Regions from separate parts of the Mus musculus genome. Here region 1 is linked to region 2. Evidence: chromatin loops called from intact Hi-C (ENCODE). Cell type or tissue: left cerebral cortex. All regions are shown on one strand. Links, peaks and the distances in the headings refer to the core of each region. The heading gives the core; the rest is flanking DNA.

Region 1 (15,372 bases), core at 4,852-12,851, 180 kb after region 2:
TTCATCTGGGGACAAGAGCTTGCAAATAGGAGATTAAGTTAAAATGAGGAATTTATGGTGTGTAATCCATCAGAACTGTATTCTTATGAGAAGTTGCTATTGAGAAATAGACACAGAGGGACAACCACAAGAAGACACAGAGAGACAGTGGAACTAGATGTTGAAAGCAAAAGCCTAGTTCCAGCGGCCCCAGCAAACTATGCTCAAATCTGTCCCTGTCCCAGTATGATGACTAAGGAGATAATTAATGGTGAAGGGCTGGAGAGGAGAGCTATTTAATGTCCCGAGAAGAAAACCAGATAAAGGGTCCAGTGACCCCAAGGGAGTCCCCATTATAATTTGAATTACACAAATAATACAGATTCTCCTAGCCATGTTTTATTAAAGATGTCACTTCAACTCTCTGATCTTGCTTTTTTGGCGGAAGGAGAGTTAATTGTAAATAAAGGTTTCTGTCCCATCCTGAATTGATATTAGGATTAAATAAGACAATTTGTAGAAAGGATTAGTACTTTCTCTTCTTATTCAGCAAGTATTTCTCTTTTTAAGATCCACCTGCTGTGGTGGGAGTAGATGTAGAGACTCATAGCCAAACATTAGGTGGAGCTTGAGGAGTCCTGTAGAAGAGGAGGAGGAAATATTCTAGGAGCCAGAGTTGTCAAGGACACCACAAGAGCACTAAGAATCAGCCATAGAATCAATGAACCAGGGCTCATTGCGGCTCACAGACTGAATTGACCATCAGGGATTTGATGCGAGTTGTTAGTGGTCTTGGTGAGGGATGATACAAAGTAAAGGAGGCTAAATCCAGGTAATTCTCTCTTTTCTTTCCTCTACCCTCCTTTCTCTCCTATCTAATGTTAGAGAAAAAAGGGAAGAAGAGGTGAAAAGAAAAAAGGGGGGATAGATATAGGAATGATAGGATAAAAGGGTAGATCATTGAATCTACTTTAGACTAAAGAGCATTAACAAGCCAAATGTTTTACACTGCTGTGGGTTTTGTATATTGATTCAAATTTAAGGTTATTTTGTTGAAAAATATTTATGCTGAAATATTTTGGTGTATATATGTTTCAACTTTTTTTTAAAGTATTGTACCTATACCACTCGTTTAAAAATGTAAATGAACTTCTAGTTCTTGAAATTGGCTATTGCAAACTGTTTAGGATAATTAAGAAATGCAAGCCAGTCAATCAAACTTGTACTCATGTCAGGAACTAGTTTAGTTAATTACAGAAATAAACTTCATTAAAGCTTCCCATAGATGTTTTCAAAGTTGCACAGAGAGTAGATAACTAGAAATAAGCACAGATATATTATAGGTAGATAGATGGTCTTCAAAAACTCCAGAGATTTACAGAATATGGCATTTAAAGATGTTTTAGTAACATATGACTTTTCATGACACTGAAACATGTCTGCTCTTGGCAGCACCTCCATTCCACTTCAAAGATAATGGGCATTGAAGAGCCTCCATAAAGAGTTTGCTTCAAATGTGGCAAAGCTAGCCACAGGGCAAAACACTGCCCTTGCTTCAACTGCTGACAGTATGCTATCCAAACTCTGGACAAGCAGGACATGGAAGAAGTCAGCTGCCGAGGTTTGCCAAGACAACATAGGAAAGTCCTTCAACTCTCTGACTTCACAGAAAAGTTAGTCAGATATTCTGGGCCAATAGGCCAAAGAAGATGCTCCAATAACACACACACACACACACACACACACACACACACACACACACACCATTGGGTAACTGTCCAAGTAGACAGAAACCTCTCTCATTTCCATAGTTTTGGAAACTGCTTACTCTGCCCTTCCTGTTTACTCAGGTAAACTCTGATGGGGTTTCAGACTTTATAACTCCAGTCTCACAATGAGACCCAAGTTGTTTAGGATTTAAGAAATAATTTAAGGTCTAAGAAGATATTTTTAGGTTGATAAATGCAAGTTATGATAGAAAGTGAATCAGGTTCAGAACTTTGGTCTCATCAAAATAGAATAGTCAATAAAGTACTTTCTCCAAGTTTGCCAAAGAACTGGACATTATGAATGTAACTCTTACCTGATAGTTTTTATAATTGTTCGTATTGTATATAGTTTATTGATGTTAAAGAAAGAGCCTTTTATTGGACTAAAAGGGGGAGGTGTAGGGATAATGTCTTGTGCACTGTGATGAAACATCACCTGTCAATAAATTGCTAAATGGCCTATAGCTGGGAAAGAGAGAACAGGCAAGAGTTCCAAGAGAGATAGGAACTATGGAAAAGAGTCAGGCAAGATGATTCACCACCACGACTTGGGGGAATAAGATTTGTTGGACGTATAAGACTGAGAAGTAACTAAGCAGCCATACAATAAATAGTATAAATGGTTAACGTAAACTAACCTAGTAAGGGAGCAAGCCTAGGTTGTAGCCTAGGAATTAATTCATAAGTAAGTAAGCCTCCGTATCATTATTCAGGAATGTGGGCAGGCCTAGGAAAGCCTGAGTGGTTAGAATCAAGTGAGTTTGACTTTGACTTAGACTGTGTGTCAGAGAACAACTAGGATCACCCACTGCTAGTGCATGCAATCCTCAGAATCCTCCAGAAAGTGATTAAGCTCATTGTGACACCCATGAAAACCTCCAGAAGGAAGAGCGAGAGAAGGTAGTTCTCAGAAAGATGCTGGCCCCCCGCTCAACTGCACTAGCATTCCTGAGAGTCCAAGTTTCATTCTCCCTCCTGAGAGTGCGTGCAACCAAATGTGGGAAAACTGGCAAATTTCTCTTGAGAAAATAATTTCCACCCAAATGAAAAGAAGCAACTCACCTTCTGCCCCTCAGTGTTTCCTATATGGGCAACAGTCTCCATGCAAGAATGGAGACCATCAAAAAATGGGGCTCAGAGGTAAACAAAGAATTCTCACCTGAGGAATACCGAATGGCTGAGAAGTACCTGAAAAAATGTTCAACATCCTTAATCATCAGGGAAATGCAAATCAAAACAACCCTGTGATTCTATCTCACACCAGTCAGAATGACTAAGGTCAAAAATTCAGGTGACAGCAGATGCTGGCGAGGATGTGGAGAAAGAGGAACACTCCTCCATTTTTGGTGAGATTGCAAGCTTGTACAACCACTCTGGAAATCAGTCTGGAGGTTCCTCAGAAAATTGGACATAGTATTACCTGAGGATCCCGCAATACCTCTCCTGGGCATATATCCAGAAGATGTTTCAAGTGGTAATAAGGACACATGCTCCACTATGTTCATAGCAGTCTTATTTATAATAGCCAGAAGCTGGAAAGAACCCAGATGCCCCTCAACAGAGGAATGGATACAGAAAATGTGGTACATTTACACAATGGAGTACTACTCAGCTATTAAAAAGAATGCATTTATGAAATTCCTAGGCAAATGGATGGACCTGGAGGGCATCATCCTGAGTGAGGTAACCCAATCACAAAAAAACTCACATGGTATGTACTCACTGATAAGTGGATATTAAGCCCAGAAACTTAGAATATCTAAAAGATACGATTTGTGAAACACATGAAACAAACTCAAGAAGAACAAAGACCAAAGTGTGGATACTTTGCCCCTTCTTAGAATTGGGAACAAAACACCCATGGAAGGAATTACAGAGACAAAGTTTGGAGCTGAGATGAAAGGATGGACCATCTAAAGACTGCCATACCCAGTGATCCATCCCATAATCAGCCTCCAAACGCTGACACCATTGCATACACTAGCAAGATTTTGCTGAAAGGACCCTGATATAGGTGTCTGTTGTGAGACTATGCCAGGGCCTAGCAAACACAGAAGTGGATGCTCACAGACAGCTATTGGATGGATCACAGGGCCCCAATGGAGGAGCTAGAGAAAGTACCCAAGGAGCTGAAGTGATCTGCAACCCTATAGGTGGAACAACAATATGAACTAACCAGTACCCCCCCCCCCCCCAGAGCTCGTGTCTCTAGCTGCATATGTGTCAGAAGTTGTCCTACTCCGCCATCAGTGGAAAGAAAGGCCCATTGGACTTGCAAACTTTATCTGCCTCAGTACAGAGGAACGCCAGGGCCAAGAAGTGGGAGTGGGTGGGTGGGGGAGGGTGTGGGGGACTTTTGGGATAGCATTGGAAATGTAATGAATACCTAATAAAAAAAAATAAAGTTCTAAGAATGCCATGAAATCCTCGACCCCTTGGAAGTAAAGTGATTTTACCTCAAACCTTAGTTCAGTATTTTATCTCCAAGAAACTCAATTAGACAGACAGACAGATAGACAGACAGACAGACACAGAGAGAGAGAGAGAAACGGAGAGACGGAGAGGGGGTAGAGGTATGGGGAGTAGAGAAGGGAGAAGAGTGTGTTGTGTCAGGCTGGCTACATGGATGGATGGTGATGCTAAGTCATGACACATGGGTGGGATAGCTCTGGCTGGCTGGTGGATGTGATGTAATGATTGTCGAGTAATAAAGGAATGGGTTACATGGAACAGATAGATAAAGCTAAAATAGATATTTAATAAGATTGGTAAGCCTGTCTAGGGACAGAGTGGTTCCTGACATAATTCTTTTTCCTAAGGTAGAGAGGCTTGTCTGTCATAGCAGCTATGGTGGCTTCATTAACAACCACTGAGATAGAGGCATGCTTTCCCAGAGGTTTGCCTCAGAGTGAGAGGAAGCTAAAGTGAGAAGAAGCAAGGGTCAGGACATTTTTTTTTTTCCAAATAATGAATGTCCAAGCTTTGTTAGGGACCTAACAAAGGACTGCACACTGGAAGTAAAATTGTAGACCATAAAAATGAACAAAAGAAAAAGCAAATTGGCTCATTATCAGTGGGATGGGACAGGTCACCCGCTGTGGCTACAACCCAGGCTAAATTAGAGCATGTGGGGCTATCCACCCCACATTTTCCCCGTCATTCTTGAAAGCTTTTTATTCCAACTTATTTTAGGAGTGGCAAAGGTGTGCTTCTAATTCTGTCCCTTTCTGTCTCTTTTTATAGTGCTCAAATCTTGGCAAATATCAGTATGAGAAAGGTGCGCTCCCCTCCTCTGTATTTCTCAGCAACAAGTTTAAGGGCTTGTACTTCCTGCTTCCACAGCCTTCTCACCTGCTGGGTCTAGCAACAGCTGTAACTTCATAGTTTGCAGGATGTGTGGCTCCTCGCTGGACTGCCTGCCGGGCCATCGGCACTGCCAGATGGCATGCCTTGATGTTTATAGATATCACCTTCATAACAGTGAGATTCTCTACCATGGCCCCTTGTAATATTTGTCACAGAGCTGGGGCCAGGGACTCAGTAAGAAAATGCTCACAGGCAACATAAAATCACCCACTCTCTATGAGTGAGACAGTCATCAGTTTGAAGGGGGTGTTTATCTGTGAAGGGACATCTCCTGAGAGGAGAACTGAAGGGCTACAGCAGACACTGCCAGAGCCTGCCCACATACCCACCCTCCCCGTTTAGTGTTGGCCGGCTTCACTGCCAACAGCTGGTGCCTTGTTTCTCGTTCTGAGAACCTTTTGTTACTCTGCGGCTCCTTTGCCACCTGTACATCTGGTCAAAGTGCCAGGAAATGGAAGTCCGGGGAGCGGCCTCCACCCATGATTGACAGGCATTGATACCTCAGCTCCCAGTTCCTCGGAGACAGGCATAGCATGCTTCAGTTTCTGGCACGTTGGCTGACTTCTCTCCCCAGCATTACATCCCCATAGTCTTATAGCATATTCTGGGTTCATCTCTGGAAACTAATTCAGAGGGGGTGGAGAATCCCAAAGATAGTTGTTTGCCTCCAACTGGGGGACATGGTTGGGAAGGTGGGTGGGGCTCTGGGGAAATGGATGAACTCTCCTGGAGCTTGTTCTTTCTACAGAGTTGGGGGACCCTCTGGAGAGTGAGAAACAGGGACGTCGGCCAGTCGGGATCAGGGTGGAGATTAGTGGGATGACTAGACATCCAGCAGCATCCTCTCACCACTTTCCTCCTATGAGGCAGGAGTTGGGGGTAAAAAGTACTGCAGGCAGCAGAGGGTACACGTATCCCACTCAGACCTTTACATTCTGCCTGCTTTTGTTTTCTTCCAAGTATTTGGGTGGAGGGGTTGGAAGACCTGATTAAACTCTTAATTTTTGTTTGATTGAAGACCGTGTCCCACTGTTGGAGGAAAATACCTATTTTGGGGATCTTTTTCCCCTCTGAATGAGAGAGATTTCAGAGTGATTCCAGAGATGAAGCCAGGAGACACGAAGACTCTGGGGAAATAATGTCAGGGAATGCAGTCAGCCAGTGTGCCAGAAGCTGGTGAGCTCACGCTGCCTGTGCCTCAGGAACTGGAAGATGAAGTATATCGATACCGAGTCCTGTCAGTCATGGGTAGAGGCTGCTCCCAGAAGTTCCTTTTCCTGAAGAGTTTTTTTTAATTTCTCCTGTGAGGCAGGGTTTCTCTCTGTAGACTTGGCTATCCTGGAACTCTCTATGTAGACCAGGCTGGTCTTGAACGTATTTTACTTTTGAATGACTTGTGTGTTGGGCTTAGGATGAAGGTGGGCGCAGTGTGCACACACCCACACCGGAAGTCATCAGAGAATTCTCTGAGGGAGTCAGTTCTCTCCATCATGAGGGCCCTAGGGACTTAACTCCGGTTGTTGGCTTGGTGACAGGCACCTGTACATGTGGAGCCATCTCACCAGCCCCTTGCTGGGTTTTGAAGCCTACACTGGGGTTACATTGTTGGTTTGTGCTTTGCTTCTGAGAACTTCTGTCAGACTGAGAACACAGCCATTCTCTCTGTGCATGAATCCCCTCATCCCTCTCTCTAATCCACATATCCACCCAGGAGATGCAGGTTTACGTTTTTGTGTCTGGGTATGACATTGTTTCTCTTTCAAGAGTCCCTACTGCTTGGAGCTGAGGAATTATCCTAAAAATACCTTATTTATTATATTTCTGAGGCTTGACACTATCTCTTTCCACTCTCTTGAATTCCTATCAGGAGTATAATGATCTTTCTATCGTTCATGTGTAACAAATCCCCACTTGGTTCTATCTTCCAGCCTTCAAACTCAGCTGTATCTATCTAAACAGTGGCTTAGCCAACCCCCAGCCCTGAAGCAGTTCAAATAGCCCCGTTTTTTGTTTTTGTTTTTTTGTTTTGTTTTGTTTTTGTTGTTTCCAGACATTCTATTTTGGTTTTCTTCAAATACAAGTCACATTTACCCTCACTGGTTCCATCTTTTATTGGTTTTAACAGCTATGGCCTCTTGCCTGAGTGTTTTTCTCTCCGAAGATGACTCGTGGGTGTGAATATGGACTTACCCTCAGCATGGGACACACCCTTTTATGTTTGCTAGTGTTGTTCTAAGCTGGGTTCAACAGGAATGCTCCTGTTTTGTTCTGTCTTGTTTTCTGTAGGAACACAGGACACAGTGGATCACAGAAGTGCATAATCATTGTAGTTGTGTTATTGCCGGATGCCCGGACATAGTCAAGGTAACTGAAGCCTCCGTGTCAGCTCCTCTAGTCCTTCTGTGGTGGAGACTCCTCTCCCTCTGCCTGGCCTCCTCTGCCTGGCCTCCCCTCACAACTGTCACAGATCCCACTGTCCTGAAGCTTCAGAGTCTTATTTCTTTGACAGATCTTTGAAGCCCGTAGGATGCCACAGGTGGAGCTCAGCGTTCATAAATATTTTTTGGAAAAATGAACCAGGAGAAACCTGTTCTGTAACATTTTTTGTTGTTGTTGTTGACTGTCATCTTTCATCTTTATCCCATAGGGCTTGGGAAGTGTGGACTCTGTTAGCCAAAAGTTACTTCAATCCAATGCACAGGATGAACACATCAAATACTTCTCTGATAAGATGCTAAAAGGCCGCACCAGCTGGGACCTGCCGGCTGCTTTTTCCACTGTACCTGGCAGCTAGGTGGTTATGACATTATCATCTCTCTCCACTGTGTGAGCCAGGAATGATCCAATGGAAAAGATCATATAGCAACAATTTCAAATGTTTCTGAAGCCACAACAAGGCTGAGCTGGAAGCCAGTTTTCTTGGGTACACGAAGGTTTAGAATCTTCTAAAGTCATATGACAGCAAACAAGGGCAGAGCACTGTCAAGTTCGAATGCCTCCTGTCTGCTTGCTCTCCTGTCTCAGCCACACATTTTCTGAGGGCCGTGACCATCACATACCTGCATTTACACACTCTAGTGGCCAAGCTGGAAATGCACAATAATAGGTTTGAATTGCATTTTGATTCACTGACTTTCAAGTTAAAAACAAAGTCACATCCAGATGTGAGGGTGCACATCTGAAATCCCAGTACATGGGGAGTGGGGGCAAGAGCATCAGGAGTTGGTCATTTCCAGTCACATAGCCAGCCTGAGCTGCATGGGACCTCGTCTCACAAAACACAGCAAAAGTAGAGCCACACCTGATAATCAATGAGCTTTATTGGTGTAAATATAGGATAGCTTAAAATATTATATTTTTGCTTTTATTTTGGCAAAGCCACTTTGGGTTTTTCTTTTCTCTTTACGGAATAAACTGCTTTGCTGTGTGTTTTCACGGTTTGAAACAGCTATCGTACTCTGACCCCTAGTGGCTTTGTGATGAATTGTAAGCGCCTGTTCCAGGACTCAAAGACAACTTTCCTCATTTCTTGCTTTTATTGTTGCTCACAACCAAACACTTTCTTAAATCTGTACAACCTGTGAGGAAATGGAATGAATTCTGAGCATTATTATCCGTGCCCTCTGCTTCAATTTCTGTGTCCAGGTTCCTGCCCAGAGTTCCTACCCTGATTTCCCTCTGTGATGGAGTGGGATCTGAGGGTTGTAAGCTGAAATAAACCCTTTTCTCCCCAGGTTGCCTTTGGTCTTGCTATTTTACCACAGCTACAGAAACCATAACACAGCTGGGGACCTAGCTCATTTGGCAGAGTCCAGGCCTTGCTCATAGGAAGCCCTGTGTTCTGTCCCCAGCATGCAGAAACCTGGTGTGGGTGCGCCCAGCCCTCAGGAAGTGAGAGCAGAAAGACCTGGAGTTAGAGGTCACTCTGGGCTTCATGAAACCTTGCATCAAAAAGAGAACAACGTATAGACAGACAGACAGACAGACACACACACACACACATACACAAAGCGGGGACAGAAGAAAACAAAAGCCTAAACTTAGGTCCACAAAAGCATAAACTTAGGCAGAGAGAATGGCAAATGAGACCTAATTGAAATTAAGATATTTTGCACATCAAAAGATCATATTAGTAAGGTGAAAGAGCAAGGCAGCTGAGTGTGAGAAAATATATATGATATATTCAGCCACCTGTGCAAGAACTATCCTAAGGACAGCAACTCACTAGAAAAATGGTAAAAGAATAGCAACTTCACATAAGCATGCACCCAAACTACGAGTAAACACCACGAAAGGTGTTCAATTCCAAAAGAAAACTACAATAAGAAATGATAATAAGAACCGAGCATGGTGGTTCATGCCTTTAATCCCAGCACCTGGGAGGCAGAGGCAGGCAGATTTCTGAGTTCAGGGCCAGCCTGGTCTACAAAGTGAGTTCCAGGACAGCCAGGGCTACACAGAGAAACCCTGTCTCGAAAAAACAACAACAACAACAACAACAGCAAGATAATAAAGGAAATTCCTTTAATTCTATACAGTATTTATAAAATAGCTGTAACTAAACTCCTGCTTACCAGTGCTAAGATTTCCCTGTAGGGTCAGCAACAGAAAGGCTCACCACTTCTCCGCAACACCACACTGGAAGTTGTGGCAGGTGAACAACACAAGAAAAGAGCATAAAACCACACAGATCAGAAAGAAATCACACGCCACCTTTGCAGATGGAAGACAGCGGAGCATTAACAGTGAGGCCCCAGGAACTCACCAGTAACCAAGCTGCAGGACACAGGCTAGTGTAAAGCCAGTTGCTTTCTTTGTAGCACCTACCGGAATTTGACATTAAAAAAACAGCACAACTAGTGTTAACACCAAAACTCAAATACTTATGTATAAATCTTTTAAAAAATTTCTCAATTAGAAGAGGAGACATTAAAGCTGTCGTTAAAATAATCAGAAAACATTTACATAGGTGGAGAGATATTCCATGTTTATAGACAGTGTACTCTTCCCACATTTAGCTATATAGTCAATATAACCCTAACCAAAATCCAAGTCATTTTGTGACTTTTTTGACAGACCAATTCTGCAATTTTGGGGTGAAGAAAAAACACAGCTAACACCAAAGAAAATATCAGAAGACTGATACCAGTCAACTTCATATTATGTATGTATGTATATATACATATATATCACACAAAGCTAATATTGTGTGTGTGTGTGTGTGTGTGTGTGTGTGTGTGTGTGTGTGTGTGTGTGTGTGGTGGTGGTGGTTTGTATATCCTTGGACCAGGGAGTGGCACCATCTGGAGGTGTGGTCTTGTTGGAATAGGTGTGACCTAGTTGGAATGGGTGTGTCACTGTGGGTGTGGGTATAAGATCCTCACCCTAGTTGCCTGGAAGTCAGTCTTCCATTAGCAGCCTTTGGATGAAGATGTAGAACTCTCAGCTCTGCCTGCGCCATGCCTGCCTGGATGCTGTCATGCTCCCCACCTTGATGATAATGTACTGAACCTCTGAACCTGTAAGCCAGCCCAATTAAATTTTTTTTATAAGACTTGCCTTGGTCATGGTGTCTGTTCACAGCAGTAAAACCCTAACTAAGACACACACACACACACACACACACACACACACACACATATGTATACATATACATCAAAATGGAATCTAAGTGAAGGGAGAACAAATTACTCAGTAAAAAATAACAGAGACCTCAGACTGTATGGGTTAATCCTTGGCAAAAGGGAAAAGCAGTTTAGTAGAGAAACAATAGTCTTTTTAATAATTGATTCTCGAAAAGTGAACATTTACACATAACAAAGAATATACAAACTAACTTTATACATAACACCAAAAATATAACTACAAATGGCTATGCACAGTTAATGGTGATTGTCAACATGGCAGTTCTTAGATTCACACGAGTGGCAAAGCCTCCGGACCTGCCTCAGGTGGGGGATCATCTTGATTAAGTTAACTGAGGTGGGGAGACCCACATGGAAGTGGGTGGCATCATTCTGTGGACTGGATCCTAGACTGGATGAAGAGAGGGTGCTGGCTGAGCATGCCAGTGCTTTCTGGGTCTTGAGTGTGCATCTAATGTGACTTAAGCTCCTGCTGCTGTACCTTCTACACCATCACGGGCTGGCACCTCAGACTGTGGCCAAACACACAAACCAAACAAAAACCCCTAGCTCTCCCTACCTTTTCTCTTTCTCTGTCTTAGAGATGGGATCATCACAGCAACAAAATATGAAGCATAAATAGGAGAAGCCCTAGGTGACAGTAGGTTGTAATGACTTTTCAACCCAAGAAGGAACCACTGACATTGTAGATTTCCTTACCGTCTTAATGACATTTATAAAGCATGAATTTGATAAGGGACTATAAAGCATGAATTTGATAAGGGACTGTAAAGCATGAATTTGATAAGGGACTGTATTGTGGGCTTTTTCACGGACCCCCAGCTCCCAAAATAACGACTCTGAGACTTATTATTTATGAATAAATGCCTAGGTCAAAAGCTTGGGCTTGTTCCCCAACTAGTTCATATCCCAATTAACCCGTTTAGTCTATTCTATGAGTGACGTAAAGCAGGACTGCAGAGATAGCCCAGTTGTTCAAGGGAACTTTCTGTTCTTACAAAGGACCTGGGGTCAGTTCCTAGCATCCATACTAGCCGGTTCACAACTACCTATAATTCCAGTTCTAGGAGATCCAATGTCCTTTTCTGGTCACTTTTGGCATCATACACACATATGGTACATGTACATATATAATAGTAGTCACAGAGTCACATAAATACATTGTAAAAACACAAAGAATGCTCTTTCAGTCTGCACCTCCACCTGAACCCATGGCAGATTAGCAAGCCTCCCTCCCATTCCCACAGCCTACCTGTCTCCCAGGAGGTCTGCATAACTAGGGACACAGGGACACAGAAGACCTGCCCTAACTAGAGACAGTACTGTCTGCCTCTCAGGAGGCCTGCTCCAGTTGAAGATACCCAAGCCAGTTAACACCAGAGATAACCAGATGGAAAAAAGCAAGCACAAGAACATAAGCAATAGAAACCAATGTAATTTGGCAGCATCAGAACAGTTTTCCTACCACAGCAAGCCCTGGATACCCTAACACATCTTAAGAACAAGATTCTGACCTAAAATCCTATCTCATGAAGATGATAGAGGTCTTTAAGGAGAATATATATATATATATATATATATATATATATATATATATATATCCCGTAAAGAAATACAGAAAAACACAGGCAAACAGATAGAAGTCCTTAAAGAGGAAACAAATAAATCCCTTAATGAAATGCAAACAGGTGAAGGAATTGAACAAAGCAATCCAAGATCTAAAAATGGAAATAGAAACTATAAAGAAATCATAAATGGAGGCAACCCTGAAAATAGAAAACCTAGGAAATCAGGAGTTACAGATGCAAGCACCACCAACAGAATATAAGAGATAGAATAGAGAATCTCAGGCATAGAAGATCCTGATACATGGCTCTAAAAAAAATACAAAGGGTAAGAAATTCCTAACTCAAAACATCCAAGAAAATTGGGACACAATGTAAAGACCAAACCAAAGAATAATAGAAATAGAAGAGGATGAAAGAAAGGAAAGAAGAAAGAAAGGAAGGAAGGAAGATTGGGTCCTAGTTCAAAGGGTCAAAAAACACCTTCATCAAAATCAGAAGAAAACTTCCCTAACTTAAAGAAAGAGATGGCCATAAACATACAAGAAGCCTACAGAACACTAAACAGATTGGAGCAGAAAAGAAAATCCTCCCACCATATAATAACAAAAACACTAAATGTGCAAATCAAAGAAAGAATATTAAAATCTGTAAGAGAAAAAGGCCAAGTAATATATAAAGGTATCAGAAATACATCAGACTTCTCAATAGAGATGTTAAAAGCCAGAAGACCTTGGACAGATGTCATACAGACCCTAAGAGATGACAGATGCCAGCCCAGGTTACTGTATCCAGCAAAATTCTAAATCACTGTAAATGGAGAAACCAAGATATCCCATGACAAAACCAAATTTAAACAATATCTTTCTACTAATCCAGTTATACACAAGATAATAGAAGCAAAATTCCAACACAAAGAGGGTAGCTACACCCAAGAAAACAACCAAAAATTAAACATCTTAGAACAAACTCAAAAGAAGAGAATATCACACACACACACACACACACACACACACACACACACACACACACACACATGCATCTCCAACAGGAACTATCAATCATTGGTCTTTAATATCTCTCAACATCAATAGAGCCAATTCCCCAGTAAAAGGACACAGGCTAACAGACTGGATATGTAAACAGAATTCATCATTTGGCTGCATACATGAAACACACCTTGGCAACAAAGATAGACACTACCTTAGAGTAAAGGGGTGAAAAAAATGTTTCCAAGCAAATGGTCCCAAGATACAAGCTAGAATAGCCATCCTAATATCCAATTGTCTTAGTTAGGGTTTTACTGTTGTGAACAGACACCATGACCAAGGCAAGTCTTATAAAGGACAGCATTTAATTGCAGCTGGCTTACAGGTTCAGAGGTTCAATCCAGTATCATCAAGGCAGGAACAGGACTGCATTCAGGCAGGCATGGCACAGGAGGAGCTGAGAGTTCTACATCTTCATCTGAAGGCTGCTAGCAGCATACTATTTCCCAGGTAGCTAGGACAAGGATATTAAAGCCCACTCCCACAAGGCCACACCTCCCAATAGTGCCACTCCCTAGGCCAAGCATAAATAAACCATCACACCAATAAAATAGACTTTCAACCAAAAATTATCAAAAGAGATGGAGAAGGACACCTCATACTAATCAAAAGAGAAATTCACCAAGATGAAACCTCAATTTTGAATATCTATGCCCCAAATGCAAGGGCACTCACATTCAGGGGAAACAAACAAACAAACAAACAAACAAACAAAATAACACTTTCCTAAAGTTCAAAACACATGTTGAACATCACACAATAATAGTGTGGGACTTTGGTACCCCACACTCACCAATGGACAGATTATTGAAAGAGAAACTAAACAGAGAAAAGTGAAACTAACAGAAGTTATGAACCAAATGGATCTAACAGATATCTACAAACATCTTATCCCCAAACAAAATATACCTTCTTAGCACCTCACAAAACCTTTTCTAAAATTGTCCATATAATCAGACACAAAAGAAGACTCATCAGATATAAGAAGGTTGAAATAATGCCATGCATTCTATCAGATCATCACAGAATAAGGCTGGACTTCAATAGTAACAAAAACAACAGAAAATCCACATACTCATGGAAACTTAAGAACTCTCTACTCAATGGTAACTTGTCTAGGCAAGAGATAAAGAAAGAAAATAAAGACTTTCTAGAGTATAAAAAGGCTAAGCATAGCATAGCCAAACTTATGGGACACAATGAAAGCGGTGTTAACAGGAAAATTCATAGCACCAAGTACCTTCATAGCGAAATTTGAGAGATCCTGTACTAGCAAATTAACAGCACACCTGAAACCTCTACAACAAATGGAGCAAACATGCCCAAGAGAAAGAGAGGGCAGGAAACAGACAAACTCAGGGCTCAAATCAACCAATTAGAAACAAAGAAAACAATTCAAAGAATCAACAAAACCAATAGCTGGTTCTTTGAGAAGATCAACAAGATAGATAATCCCTTAGCCAAACTAACTAAAGGGCACAGAAAGAGTATCCAAATTAACAAAATTAGAAATAAAAAGGGAGACATAAGAATAGAAACAGAAAATTCAAAAAAAAACCCTTCTGGTCCACTCCAGCACCGGGGTTCCTTGCCCGCAGAGTCTCCGGACACCCGCAAGGACCCCCACAGGATTCCCCACGGGATCTTAAGGCCTCTGGTGAGTGGAACACAGCATCTGCTCCAATCCAATCGCTCGGGACCTGAGACTGCATTAATTAAGGAAGCAGATAACCCGGCCTGATCAGGGGAACAAGTCCCTTCCAGTCCACTCCAGCACCGGGGTTCTTTGCGCGCAGAGTTTCTGGACACCCCCAAGGTCCTCACAGGATCTTAAGACCTCTGGTGAGTGGAACACAACTTCTGCCAAGAGGCAGGTTCGAACACCAGATATCTGGGCACCTTCCCTGCAAGAGGAGAGCTTGCCTGCAGAGAGTACTCTGACCACTGAAACTAAGGAGAGAGCTAGTCTCCCAGGTCTACTAATAGAGGCTAACATAAT
Region 2 (15,372 bases), core at 4,605-12,604:
GCCAGGCGCCCTGGAATTGCTGAGCACAGCCCTGCAAGGGATCTTGAGAGAAAGCTAAAAAGCAGGATGAGTGCAGGAGAGAAGCTGCAAGGAGAGCAAACGCGGGCAAGAGAAGCTCATTCTTAGACAGAGGACCAGCCGACTGAACACATTATCTTTTAATCCACTGCCTTTCAATAGGCAGAAGTTTCGTTCCTTTAAACCTCATTCATAAAAGCAATACAGACTTAAATTAATATATTTGCTCATGGAAGCTTAGAGAGAGAGACTCATGGCTGACTAGACTACTTCAGATCAAAGGTTTCAGCAAAACATACTTGGAAATGGTAATACAGGGAATACAATTTTAAGCCACTGATAAGATAATGCTCGATGCTAATAGAACACTCGATATTTTCTAAGGAATGGCATCGTCTTTTTCCTCAGGCCTGATGTCATCACTTCCTACTTCATCCAGATCTTAGCACCAGGGTGAGCCCCACAGTCTGCCCTCCAAAGCCCTACAGCACTCCCTTTTTGCTTTTCTACTTCTCTTATCCTCCATGCAAACAGTCCGAACATCCCAGCACTTTATCCCTGTCCACTGTCAGTGTGTGTGCCCTGAAGACTCCCCGGTTCCAGAAAATAGTAGCCTTAAAACAGTCACTTTTTTTTTCTGTTCTTTTCCCAACTTCATACGAATATGGGTGTGTGTGTGTGTGTGTGTGTGTGTGTGTGTGTGTGTTCGCATGAGTGGGTATGCTAATGCATGCACTGTGTATCTGTGCAAGTGGAGGCTAATGTCAGGAACCATCCTTGGTTAGTCTTCTACCTTAGTCACTACAGCAGTTGCTCAATCAAAACCAAAGCTTGATCGTGTACCTAGGCTTGCTAACAAGCTTGACGTGGCAATCCGCATCTCTGCCCTCCAGGTGGCAGGCAGCCCACCTGGCATCTACGTGGATTTCTGAAGATCCAATCTCTGCTCGTCCTGTTTGTATGGTGTAGTGGTTTGAGTGAGAATTGGTTCCGCAGGATCATCTATTTGAATACTTGATCTCCAGTTGGTGCAACTGTTTGGGAAGGATTAGGAGCTGTGTAATTGTTGGAGACATGCTGCAGGATGGGCTGTGGGGTTTCACAAGCTTATGCCATTTCCAGTTAGCTCTCTCTGCTTCCTACTTGCTGACCAAGATGCTGCTGCTCCAGCATCGCGTCTGTTACCATGATCGCTGTCATGGTGGTTTGACATCGTAAGCCCCAAATTAAATTTTTCTTTTATATTGTCTTTGTCGTGGTGTCTTTATCACAGTAATAGAAAAGTAACTAAGACACAGGGCAAGTGTTTAACTGCTAAGCCATCTCCCCAGACCCCTGTATCTTTTCTTTGCCATGCGGTGTGCTACCTTCGTGTGCTTTTAAGCGTTCTCAAGCTGTATCGTCATGTTCTGAGTCTACAACTTGCCACATCTGGTCCGATTCCCATGACTATTTACGACTCCAGAGATCAGATCAAGTATGCCAGTGAAACTCTTGTGTGGGAAGGAATAGCAGGGCTACTTCAGTGATCTTCCAGAGCCATGTTGCTCTACCTTTCTCCAGTTAAGTCTCTCTTCTATGCTAGACCTTCTTGCTCCCACCACCGTGCGTTTCTTTGCCTTGCTGAACAGCCACCTCTGTGCAACAGACCTGCTATTCTGCCTTGCCTTGGTTGGAGAATTAGAATGTTCAGCTTAGCCCAGGTCTTCAGACACTTCTCTGCCTTTTCTCTCCCAGGTAGTTCATCTTCTCCCTGACATCCTTTCATGTAGGGCCCACATTGTAGGCTATCCAAAACTGTGTGTACTGACTAGAATTGCTCCCATGTCTCTCCATATTTCCAACTCTAGGTTGGTTGTGCTGACTTGGGACAGCCTAGCACCATCTCAGCATATCTCCGTCCCTCCTCCTCCAAGCTCATCCTCCCCTGTGATTGCTGTTAGGGCACCACCTGGTAATGTAGACCAGATCTTGTCCTCCAACTTCGGCCCTCCTGGTTTCCATCTTCCCCTTCTTCTGTATGCATATATCCCCTCACAGCCTCTTCTTCTTCTCAGACTTTATCCCCATGGCCTCCTAGATGGGAAATTGGTGAAGAATCTACAAAAATACTCACTAGTAGAAGCAGAAACTTCTGGGTCAGGACCAGGAAATCCTAACGTGAATATTAAAGGTGATGCACCTCTGTTGATTCCTAACCTCGATCCAGTTCATAGACACAGAGCTCTTTGAGTGAAGGGGAGACAGAAGAGACCCCACAATGCTGCCCACATTGTCCACATTGTATGCTGTAATCTCTCCTCTCCCAGTGTTCTTCCATGGTAAAGTACTACACTGTATTAGAATAAAGGAAGCAATTACACACTGGCCTGAGCTGACACTAATTCCATGAGACCCAAACCATCCCTGTAACACTCCTGGTAGAGCAAGGCTGCAGTGCATGAAAGCTGTTCTACTCAGAGCAAGGCCTTAAAGGAGTCGCACCAAGTAGAGCAAGGAAGGCCATCTGGAGGTCAAGTGGCCACTCACGTGTAATCCTCTTTTGTGTCTATTCCCATAGAGACTGAAGGTCCACACAACCACAGGGGTTTCCTACACGCTATTCAGGCCAAAGTATTTCTGCAAAGTTTGTATTCCCTGCCTGAGAACTTCCACAGCTAAAGTTTCAAGGAAAAGGCCTGCGTTCCTTAGCCTGAGAGCTAGAGACTCCTCAAAGTCTTCCCTCTATCAGGCAGTCTTGGCTTCAAATCCTCACCCAGTACTCCCCTTTCCCCACCTCCCCCTCCCTTTCCTTCTCCCCCTTTCCCCAAATACCATCCCTAGATGTTGCCTGCTCTCTAGACTTGTATGCCTGGCTTTTTTTTTTTTTTTTTTTTTTTTTGGCTCCCTTCTCTGGATTTCTGTGGTGCCTGTTTTTAGCACAAATATACCATGTTCCCTTGTAAAATGCTTTTCCTTCACTGTAGCTTACAAGAGCCAGGGAAATGACCAAAATGTGTGGATGGATTAACTCCCCAGAGTTGGGGAGGGAGAGGGTGTCTTTCTATGGATGGGCTGCGAACAGTCTTCATAAACAAAAGATTGCCTTGTTTATACCTTTTGTCAGAGTCAGCATTTTTTAAATCTGCTTAAGGTGAAATAAGTGCTTTTTGTTTAGGGAAATCATATGGGAAACACAGAAATATGAAATGTTCACTTTGTTTAATGTATAAGTCTATTCCACGACAGGTGGCCTCTCAAAGCGCACAAATAAAACAAAATTGCTTGGCTCAAACCTATCAGAGAAGGAATAAGAGCCAGGTGGTGGGGCCAGGAGCAGATGGGCAGTATTTACTTAGAGCTTCATATTTTCTTCTTGCTAAGTGTCCCCCTGGTCAAATACCTTCCTTCATATATCAAATAAACCTTCCATGCCTTTGAATAGACTTTTATTACAAAGGTATATTCCTACACCCGGTTTCTCCTTTTTACAAAGTCAAGGGTAGAAAAACCATATGGTGCCCATAGAGTGTGGAGTCTGGGCTAGCTTAAACATTCCAAGCCTCTATCCAGACTTTTCTTTGAAGTTTCCAAATTTCACAGTCAGAATTAAAATAGCATAAGAACTAAATTGAAACTAGTATGAGTCCCAGGAATTTTTTTCTATACCAAATAAGGAGGCGTCTATCCCGATGGTCTGTGTGAACTAGGTATAGTTGAGGCAGATCTTTACAGTGAACTTCCCAAACATCTGCACCCCTCTGCACCAGGCAGTCATTCAGAGCCACATAGGTCTTCAGGAAGCACTGTGGTCCTCTATAAGCACCAGCCCTTGGCCATCTTTAAATTCTTCTCTCCATTGGTCTAGAACTATTATGGCTCTGATGTGTTTTTTTTCCTGATGCTCAGACTGCTGTGTTCATGTTTTTTCCAACAAATATTTATGAATTTTATAGGTAGAAAACAAGTGTTCGCCCTCCTTCTCTCAACAATTGGATATATAGAATTAGTTTCTTCTCTTTCTTACATATGTATCTTTAGCATGTTTTTAATTCTTAGCAATTGCCCATTGCTGTCCAGATACAGTATCAGTGCTACATAATGCTATCTCTTCATGTGGTCCAAGATCACATAAGGGTTGAAGTAACTCTGAGTCCTTCATCAAGAGAGAGAGAGGTACAGTTTGCACCATCCAGGTGCCTCAGACTTCTTCTCAGAAGAGCTTCTGCCATCATGAGGTTAGACACGTAGACAGTGTGCTGTGATAGAAGACGGACTTTAAGACTTACTAGGAAAGGCACATCTTCAAAGGAAAAAGAGGTTTCCAGTGAGAACTGTTAAGCTCTTGAAAAGGTTTACAGAGAAAGCTGTGGTCTCGCCTTTCCTAGAAGCACTGAAGTCAATACATAGCATCCCGCAGTCGTTGAATGCTGACTTCTGTTGAGGTGCAATGAAGCCTCCCAGCTCAGCACATTCAACATCCCACTAATCCATCTTACTGCATATTCCACAGGAGTCTCTTTGTGACTTACAAGAAACAATGAGACAAACATCATTTTTCATTTTTCTAGCTCCTTTTTTTGTTAGTTTTTAAAATAAAAGAACCTATGTTGCTTTTTTTTTTTTTTTTTGCCTCTCATGGCATTCAAATTTAGCTTTTATATAATTCACCCTCTCCCAGTAACTCAGGGTACATTTGAGAGAGACACATGCTAAAGCCATAAACAATGCTTACTTTTTTCCTAGAAGATGGTGCAGCAGGAGTCCTACAGAAGAAATTGAGGTGCGGATTCCTTGGGACTCACCAGTGTTCTTTACGTGGCGTCATCATTATTTATATACTTATTTGTATGGGAACATGCACACTGCCACATGGGTGCTGGCCTTTCCTTCTATGCTGTGGATTCTGGAGAAGGAACTGCAGTCGTCATTCCCACTGAGCCATCTCACCTCTCCCAGAGTGTTTTGAAAGTTTCTTTTCACAAGACTGTAGTGCTTTCCTGCTCTGTGCCTCACATGGTGCTTGCTGGCTGCTGAACCGACTGAGATACCTGAGATGTGTTTTCTGCTCCAAAAGTGCTTACAATCTTGCACAGAAGAGAAGGTGTCATTAAATAACTGCACATGCTATGAGGAAGTGTGATTCTGTATCACAGGAAGGCCATGAGATGAAGGATAGCTTTGTTGCAGAAATATGGTTGGCAATTTGAATTTTTGCCTTTCCAGGCTATGGCGTTTCTCCCTTGCTTTATCTTTGTACCTTTCAAACACTAGGACAGTTATTTATTGGTAACTTTACCCACTCATCCTCAACCATCTCATTTGTTGTCCCTTCTCTCCATAGATGCAGATAGCCACATTTTATTTCTTGAGTATATGTCTAGTGTCTCCTTGTGCTACACACACACACATTTATATGAATATATACATATGTAAGTATTCATATATAGAGATATATTTCTTCTTTTGTTCTTTCTTACACAAAACAATGCTGTTTGTTATTCAGACAGCTTGTTCACATAACAGTGTATTCTCGAGATAGGATGCCCTTCTTTTCTTCATGGTTGATATGCTGCCTTCATAGCATCAACCTTCTGAGAGATACCAGGTTGTATCACTGAGGTACTCCATAATAGAGTGGCTTCAGCGACAGCTGTTTTATTACTCCCTAGTTCTGTGGGTCAGCCAGTGGATTTTCTGCTGGTCTTGCCAGAATTTACATGTGTAGATACAGTCATAAGGCTACGCTACTCCTACAGCCTTGCTTGTTCCATGGTTGCCATGGTTGCTGGTAGATCCTTACAGCACCTGCAATCAGTTCTCTCAGCAAGTTTACTTGGAATACTTCAAATGGGCCCAGAAACAAAAGGGGACTGTGCCCCAACATGGAGGTACTGAGAAGCCGCCTTATTGCCTTGTACTTGCTTACATCTCATTAGTGAAAAGAGAGCTAACCTCAGAGTCAGAGGAGAAAGGAATGCAGAATGAGCAGTTCCCTGGAGTCATTACAGAACTCCATATAGCTAGCCAGCTCCTCATTGCAGCAGGTATAGTTAGTTAGCCAGCTCCCTATCACAGTAGGTATAGCTAGCCAGCTCCCCATTGCAGCAGGTATAGCTAGCCAGCTCCCCATTGCAGCAGGTATAGTTAGTTAGCCAGCTCCCTATCACAGTAGGTATAGCTAGCCAGCTCCCCATTGCAGCAGGTATAGCTAGTTAACCAGCTCCCTATTGCAGCAGGTATAGCTAGCCAGCTCCCCATTGCAGCAGGTATAACTAGTTAACCAGCTCCCCATTGCAGCAGGTATAGTTAACCAGCTCCTGCTCATGGACACCTGGCTATTTCAGTCTCCTGGTGTTGTAAATACTGCCCAGAATATCACTTTGCCATAATTCAGTTCATATGTGAACATGGCAAATCCCCAGAATGGGATTGTTGGGTTAAAGGGCAAATGCTTTCCAAGTTATCTATGTATTCTGTTTCTCTCGTGTTATTTCTCTGGTTATTTTAAGCCTGTGTTTTCTGTCACTGATTTAGGGACTTTAAAACTGAAAAGAGTTTAAAATTAGTTAATTATAAACTTATCTTTAGAGATAAAGAGACAGAGAGACAGAGAAACAGAAAGAGAGACAGAGACAGAGATTATGTGTATATTACATGCGTGCGAAGAGGAAAGGCAAAGGAAGATGTTGGGTGACTTTTTCTACCATTCTTCACCTTATCCTTTGAGATAGACTCTCTGACTGAACCTAAGCTCACTAATGTAGTTAGGCTCACTGACCATTGAGATCTGTCTGTTTTTGCCTCAATACTGGAGTTATGGGCACGTAAACTGATGCCCTGATTTTATGTGGCTGCTGAGAATTTGAACCTAGGTCTTCTGCTTTTACAGCAAGCACTCTTACTCAGTGAGACCTCTGCCCAGCTCCAAACTTACCTCTAAAATAACCAAACATGTGAAATCTGTAAATCAAATGCTTTTGAATAAAGTAACATGTATGTAATAAGGAGATATGCCTCATATATTGATGCTTTGGGTCTTGCTCGAGAGTTACCATAGAGGCATTTAAATTGCATATAGTATCTCAGCAAGTATACATTTAAAAGCCTGATGATTTCTGTGACCTGTCCCAGTGTGTATGTTACGTTATAGCCAGGACATAGACCTAGCAAACTGTGGCAAATTTCCCCTTAATGGAATCTCATTAGTGCAATTTTGTGTTTCGTATCTAACTCAGCTTCAGAGGGTGTCAATTTGCTTGCCTTGCTCACTGGCACATTTGCACCTTACTGGTGGTCCCACTTGATTTATTCCGTAAGAAACTTTTTTTTTATTGAACATAGTTTATTTCTGGTTTCTGATTATTGGAGCACATCCTAGAGTTTCGTTTTGCCTGTGAACTCATGTCTGTTAGGTCTCAGGCGGCCCAAGTGTCCAGAAATGAACTCAACCTGGACCACAGGAGGATTTCTAGCAGTTAGATAAAAGCCAGCATTCTTCAGGAACTTGGGAAACCAGTTCCCAATTGCCCAAAGGAGTCATGTCCCTTATCTCTGGCAGAAGAGACACATGGCTCCACTGGCATATACCTGTGACTGCCTGTCTTGTAAGCATTTGTGCTTCCAGGCACTCACAGTCCCACAGGTTCTTGTTCTACATTTCAAAGTCCTGGTAGCAGCATCTCTCCTTCTCACCTCTTCATCTGCCCTAATCACCCTGCAGCTATTCATCCTCCTACAGCCATGTTTTTACTATTGTCTCCGTGCTCTCTCTGTCTCCTGCTATCCTCTATGACCTCTGTCCTCTCTATTCCGCACTATTCTCTCCTCTCTCACAGATGGCTCTGGACAAGCTCAGCATGCCGGACATACATGTTCAGTCTGCTTCTTTTTCCCTCTGCTCTCTCTTAATCACAATAAAGACCTTAACCATACAATGGAATGGTCATGTTTCTGTACTTGCCCTCACATACAGTGTCTAAGCAGAGACTCAACTCTTATCTCTGTCCGCAGTAAATCTTGAGAGGAATTCTGTCTGAGTCCGTGTGCCTACTTTTGGCCTTCAGGAAGGAGGAGTTGTTTTTTAAATAAAACCTTGTCCCAGCCCTCCTGCAGCAGACGTGAAAAGTACACTGTTTTGCCTTTTCTTGAATTCACCCTCAGATGTTTTCATAGGCGCTTGGTCACAGCAAAGTGGTCCCTGTGTACAAACCGCCCACTCTCTGAAGCATGATTGATTAGCAAAGCTGCTCTGCTCAAGGGCAGTCTGTTTTCCCGAGCCTGGATGTTGACAGGTCCGACATGCACAGATTTTAAAACAGGTCGCTCATGCAGGCTGTAGGCTGTGGGCCAACATGCTGGTTCTTGAGAGAGAAGAGAGGGAAAAGGACCCAGTTTGGGGAGCAGAGGAAACTATATGGATCTGGACCTTAAAAAAAAAGAGGGCAGCTTGGGCATACCTACTCCTTACTGCAAAGCTGCTCACTGGTGTTTGGTGCCAAGAAAACAAACCCTGTCAGCAGAGGAAATGCAAGGCAAAGGTAAAGATAGGGACGGACTGGCAGAGCTCACTCAAATAGGCACAAGCTCCACTTGACTAAGAATCTCTAAACATCAAAGAGAGGCATACATTTAAAGAGAAACTTGAGACCAAATCAAAGTAGCTATGATGGCCGTTTGGAAATGCAGCCAAGCAATGACACCATAAACAGGAAGAGGCACGGTTTGGATCGTGTCTCTGCTTGTTCGTTTGCTGCATGGCATCTAGCAGAGTGTCTTTTACAGGGCAGAGCCCACATTAATATTTAGTCATAGAATGATGGGGCTGAAAGTAACTTTGGAAATGATTTGCCAAGTCTCTCTATTTCACATACAAGTAAACTGAGACTCAAACAGTTTAGTTATGGTCTCAGGGTGTCTTCTCCACAACCAGGCTGTGAATTCTAGTAAAGCTAGCTTTTATAGACTTACGCAGTCAGCATTTGATCCATTAAGTGAGGGAATATGCTGATATAGTGATCCCTCCCCCGCTCAAAGCCCGAGTTGAAGGCTTGGTCACCAGCCTGTGGCACTATTGGGAGATGGTAAGACCTTTAGAATTTGGGGTATATAGTATGAGGAAGATATGTCGGTGGGATGTGTCCTTGGATAGGATATTGGAACCCCTAATGGATCCTCTTCATTTCCTTGTTTCCTCATCACCATAGGTGAACAGACCTCCCTTCATATAGAGTACTGAGATGCCACAGTTCCAAAGAAATGGGCCAAAGAACTATGGGCTAAAATAAACCTTCCCTCCTAACTAAATTCATTTATTTGTGGCATTCGTTAGAGTAGCAGAAAGCCAACTAACCAACTAAATAAATTTGTGGTTGTTGTTGAATGTAGCGCTGGCTGACCTTACACTCAGAGATCCACCTGCCTCTGTATCCAGAGTCCTGGGATTAAAGGGACATGGCACCACACTTGGCCTTTAATTATCTGTGTAATAAACCCTATTTCAAAGCCATGCCTTCTTTGACAGTATGTGTAATAGTCTCTTTCATTCAGTTATATATATATATATTGGTTATCATTCACCCATGTAGATCTTTGGGGTGGTGGGCATAGAGAGGTTTGTGAGGTTCAACTGACTTTCGGGAATCTGAGTTTCCAAACATTCTAGTTATATTAAGTAAGTCTTAATGTCAGTGTTGGATGAAAATGTAGGCTTTTCTTACAATAACTTGTTACATGCTCAAGATGTAAGCAGCTTGGGAAAGAAAATTCTGCATGAAGCTAACAATGGTCTGTTAGTATACTGTAGTCAACTGGGTATCAGTGTAGCAGTGGAACCAAAGATCTTCAGAAAGAACAGCCCTTACCCCTCTGAGTGTTCTCCTCTGCGGCACCAGTTCTTTGTGCAGCTAACAGAAGATGCCTGGTCCATCCAGGCACACCTTGCAGCAAGCTCCCCAGTCTTATATGACAGCCATCACGTGACTCAACATCCTATCTCTGTCATTTTTAGCCTTTGGCTATCATGCTACCGAGAAAGATGAGAATACATTTTTATAAGTCCCTTAAAAATTATGTTTGTCAGAATTTATTGTCCCGAATCAATTTTAACAAGTGACAAAAGTGTCTAGAATCTTCCTGTCTGATGCAAGGTTTGTAAAGGGTCAGATGATATCATACCTTTGAGGATGAATCTGTCACTTAACTGCTATACGTGTTGCAGAGAACATTTTAGTAGCCCACTGTTTGGTATCTTCACTGGTGCCTCCTATCTGGTTTCCTGTGTCATAAAGAAAAAGCTGCATGGAAATAAAGGCAGGGATCCTAACGCAGTGTGGGTTTGGTTTTGCTGTTTGGTGCGAGGAGTTGTGTGACTCTAACTCTAAGAACACCGGTAGTGGTGTCTGCCTGCATTCTGAGAATTTAAGGAGGTGAGGTTTCTACACAACAAAATCACCCAGCCTATCTGTGAGGCTTTCTGCAGAGTGAAGGCAAAAATAAACTCCAGCAAACAAAACAGGAAGAGTCTGAAAACAGTAAGATGTGTGTGTTCAGACGCTCAGAATCCTTAAAGCTTAGGTGTGGTTCTGCCTACTTCAAAGGTGTGTGTGTGTGTGTCTGTGTGTGTGATGTGTGTGTGTGTGTGAGATGTGTGGTGTGTATGACTAGAGTATGTGACTGTATGTGTGATGTGTATGTAATGTGTACATTTGTGTGCAGTGTGGATCTGTATAGGGGGTGATTGTAGTGTGTTGCAGTGTGAGTGTGTGTAGTGTTTGTGTGGACTATGGCAGTGTGTGCGTAGTATGTTTATGTGTGAGGGTGTGTGATATGTGTATAGTATATACATTTGTGCATATTGTAGGTATGTGTAGGATGTGTGTAATGTGTTGTAGTGTAAGTGTAGAGGGTATGTGTGGAGATGTGTGTGATGCAGGTTTAGTGTATACATTTATGTGTAGTATGGGCATGTGTAGGATGTGTGTATAGTGTGTTATAGTATGAGTGATTATGTAGTGTGTGAGTATGTGTGTGTGCTTGTGTGTATGTATGTGTGTGTGTAGGTGTGTATGTGGAGTGTGTGTGTGTGGTGGGTATGAGTACGTGGCTGCCTTGCTTTGTCTGGCCTTCCTTTTGTTAGCACACACACTCTCTCCTAGTGACTTAAAGCCCTCTTCTTACAGCACCTGAGTTCTCTCCTTCGACTTGCAGCTACTTTATTGAGCTACGAAAGCAAACATAACTTCTTACAAAATAAAGTCCAAATAACCTAAAAGATCCAATGGAATCTACCTTTGAAGCAATATTATACTAAGCACTTTAAGATTTTCCATGGAGAAAATCCCAACCCAATGGACAGCCTTGCTTAACCCAAGGCTTTCCCTGGTTTAATATTTCTCCTCTACCCGCCATCTGCTTTGCCAACAAAATAATGCTTTCCCTGGGTATATACCCCACCTCTCCAGTCTCATTAAAATGATTTTCATCTGCATTTAAAATATTTGATGATGATTTGACATTCATAAGGATAGGAGGTTGAATATTACATTATCTTATCAAAAGATTTTCTTCTATTCTTTCCTTCTGCTCCTCCCTTCCTACTTCCCACCTCCTTCCTTCTCTTTGATATTCTCCCTGAATTGCTATCTGTGAAGATACAAAAAACTAACTGTAGACATGTCTGACACCTCCAGATGTTATTGCACTAAAGCTGCCACTCCTGAAAACTCAGTGGTTGACACCGGGTTGCAGGGCTACAGCAGAAGATGACAGCAAGAGCCACCTTGGGAGTTCTTGAGTCACACTGGTCCTAAAATCATCACTAGCAGGAACATGGAAAATGGTTTGAGAAGTGGGTGTTCTGAGAATGCCCATTGTAGGACAGGCAGCTGAGAACATCCAGCCTGAGAAGGTGACAAGGACACTGAAGGGCAGGTTCTAGCCATGTCAGCATCCTCCTGAGGACCCTGGAATCTGCTTCTACACAGTGTTTGACAGTCATGTGTCAACACGACATGGTTTCTTACTGTTTCAGGAAAACATGATTTTTGTCTCACCAGTACATTCTATTCTATTCTATTTTCTGTTCTAAGAAATCAAAATATGGGCAGAAGATAAGTTCAAAGGAAATTTGCTACTTCTGGTGGCTAAATGCAGTCAAAGATATCTGATCATGATGCTAAAATAGTGACATTTCTTGTTTATAATTCTAAAGGGAAAGTAAGGTGCAGGACAAAATTGAGATACAAGAATCTGAGAAATTCAAGCCAGAAAACCCACCCATCTAGGATGCTCACAGTTGTTAGGAATCGGAGATGGTTTTTAGCCCTTGGCCTTCATGGTAGGCTTCTTTTTTAAATTAAAAATTTTAAATTTATTTTCAAGTAACAAACATTGTGTCTAGAGGCTTTTGTACTTCTTCCCACATGATAAAAGGCCATGCCTCCTAAGTTAACTAAGCATATTAACCACACACAGTGAGTGGCTTGCATTACTTTTCCATACCCTCTCTTGGCTTTGATCTTCCCATTGCAAAGCCAAGAGGACCATCAAGGGAGAGAAATGAGCACACCGTGTGTCCTTTCCTCTAGTGTGGGCAGTCTTCTTAGTCAAGAAGCCCCTTTGGGTAACCCAGGGACTAAATAACACAACCAGACTCCCCCACCCTTCATCAATATTTAATTAATATCGATTCTTTGTGTAGCTTCTTCTTACTTCAGAACCTCCACAGATAAACTTTCTCCATAAATGAGCCTTTTAAGGCATATATTCTAAATATCTCTAAGCCTCAGAGAGCAGTTTTTAAACAAGCTGTGCATTGATTTCCTCTAACTCCCACATATTTCTTGAGTGGTTTTCCTGAAAGATTCTTTGGTTCATTTAACAAAAAAAAAAAAAAAAAAACAAACCCTGTCCCTGGTTGGTCAAGGTTATAGGGATCTAGGTAATATGGAATTCTTTCTCAGAGATTTCAGTTTCACTAGAGGATATAAGACACTCCAACAAATGGGCCAGAGAGAAACTTGCACAGTGCAGATCCCTGCATACCTACAGGCTGGTTAGATTACAGTTTTATTGAACGTTACAAGCTCCCACAGCTCTCCCGCATAGAATTTAAAAGTCTTTACTTTCTGGGGTTATAATTATGGTGACTGAATTTTTCCATACCAAAAATTAAAACCCATGGCCGGACAAAGGATTCTTGTGCCACTTCTAGGTGTGAGACCACCCATAGTTAGACTTTGTAAAGTAGGCATTTTCAGGCAGGCCCCATAAAAGTAGAGATTCGTTAAGTAGGCATGCTTTTAGACTTTTCATTAAAAGCCTATAATGCAAACAGTATTTTATTCTGTATCTGAATCAACACGTTGTATCCTAAAGCACTATTTTATAGCCTTAAGGTATGTGTTAGCCTATTCATAAAAAACCTGTAGTGCTGCACATTGAGTAACGATACCCACCATTATCCAGGTGGGGCAAAAAGGTCCCTAGTGGTCTACTCCAGGCCTTTAATTTTCCTTTTGAAGATAAAAGTCCCCTATTTCACTTTCAAAGCTCAAGGTTTTTTGAGCCATGCAAGTGATCGCCACTGAGGCATGCCAGATGTGAGCAGCTGTGAGCAGTCACTCCTGAAAGGAGAGGAAGGAGTGACTTTTTCTTCCTGTCATTTCTGCATGTGTAACTTTTCAGACCAGCAAGGTCATGGAGATAGATACTGCCCAGGGTGCAGTAGCCCAGGCAGAAGCTCTTGAACTGGGGTTTTTTTTTGGGGGGGGGGTCTAAAACTGGGTGTGTTGATGGTTTAAAACTGCTGAAACTAAAATCTGCTTGACCAAAATGAAGTGACATACCCAAAGCCACCATGTTTTGGTGGGCAAGCCAGGTTCCAATTGGAAGCTTGGTGACAAACACAGGTCCCCCTCCCAAGCAATGAGCTTTCTTCTTCCCCAGAGTCACTCTAGTGCATCCCCAACTTTGAAGTTGGGGACACCCATACAATATGATTACATCATTCCAAACCCTGTGCTTACTGCCTGGAAAGTACATGGAAATGTTTGGCAAATGAAGGTCTTCAACCAACAACCTCTTTGGTGAGGTGGCTTCAGAGGTGCCAAGGCTTTTCAAGGCCAACTTTCAGCTGGACAGAAGCCAAGTTCAAGCTGAATATACTCTGCTTCCTTTCACCCTAGGACCACCTTCTTGAAACCAGACTATCACAGTAGAGCTGATTCCCCAGTCTTTTTAGTAGACAGTATCCATCATTTATCTTACAAAGGGCTGCATTTATGAAATGCTTATCTGGGTACACTTTCTGAATGTAGTTCTTCTATTAAAGCATACTAGGTATGGGTCTGCACTGTTGGCTCAATGATTAAGGAACTCAAAGCTTTTCTGGAGGACTGAAGTTCAGGTCCTAGAACCCACATCAGACCCCTAACAATCTCCTGTAACTTAATCATCTGACACCCTCTTCTGGCTTCCATGGGCATACACACAGTGTGCACGTGTGTGCACAAATACATACACACACATACACACACACACACTGTCAAAATAAAAACAAGTCTTAAATCACACATGCTAGGTTATTTATCCAACTAACCTCCAAATTCAACTTAATTCCCCTTTCCATCCATTCCATCATTCAATGACTATTTTCTGTTTTGTATTAACATTTATTTACATGTGTATGCATGTGCACAATGTGTGTATTATAACTTGTATATGGAGGTCTGAGGACAACCTGTGAGTCAGTTCTCATACCTTTTGGATACCAGGGATTGGACTCAGGTCATTGGGTTTGAAGCAAGGGCTGACAGCAGCTGAATCATGACTATTTATTGAGTGTGTGCCATATAGAGGGCACTTTGCTGGCTATCAAAGATACTGACTGCAGTGAACAAAAAGACTAAGGTCATAGTCCATTGTGGCTTATGTGCTACCAAGTCGTATTAATAAATGTACCACTCTTTTTATATATTAGTCAGAATTTCTTATCCTATATCAAAATACCTTACAGGAACAACTTAGAGGACAAAGGACTTGTTTTGTTTATGCTTTCAGAGTGTCCAGAATGCCATGATTGGGGAGTGGGGCTGGTGCTGCAGAGCAGAGCAGAGTAGCTTACCTCATAGCAGTCAGGAAGCAGAGAGCAGAGTTACACTCCTAGGCTTTCTCTGTTTTCTTCCATTGCGGTCCCCAGCCTGTGGAAGAGTCACTTTAAATATAAGTGACTCTTCCACACTTAGTTTATCATCTCCAGAAAATCTTCAAAGACACATCCTAGTGAAGAGGGGTGCTTACAAAAATCTCCTAGGTGCCTTGCAATCTAGTCAAGTTGACAACCAAGACTGACCCTCTCACTCAGCATAAGACCAC

What was found. Peaks named below come from ENCODE experiments on the same cell type or tissue, not always from the same donor. Only the 100,000 strongest peaks of a DNase experiment are listed, where the experiment ranks them.
Region 1: a loop joins it to region 2, with 2.3 times the contacts of the local background. A loop is called at or near these places in 3 of 42 quality-filtered maps.

Annotation. Positions count from the first base shown.
Region 1 is chr1:106,418,546-106,433,917 of GRCm38, reverse strand. No RefSeq gene overlaps it. Among named protein-coding and RNA genes, the nearest start is that of Gm41928, 97 kb to the left of the region's middle. In left cerebral cortex, for the core only: CTCF peaks have their summits at 8,381 and 8,584 (motif pointing left); DNase peaks (open chromatin) are centred at 5,480, 6,196, 8,242 and 8,580.
Region 2 is chr1:106,596,050-106,611,421 of GRCm38, reverse strand. All of the region lies in intron 1 of Bcl2 (B cell leukemia/lymphoma 2), which reads left to right. It overlaps Gm37053 (a long non-coding RNA gene), which reads left to right. Exons shown (of 2, transcript XR_878433.2): 1 at 1-6,202; 2 at 6,237-7,659. Among named protein-coding and RNA genes, the nearest start is that of Gm37053, 11 kb to the left of the region's middle. In left cerebral cortex, for the core only: no CTCF peak of the experiment used is centred there; a DNase peak (open chromatin) is centred at 8,282.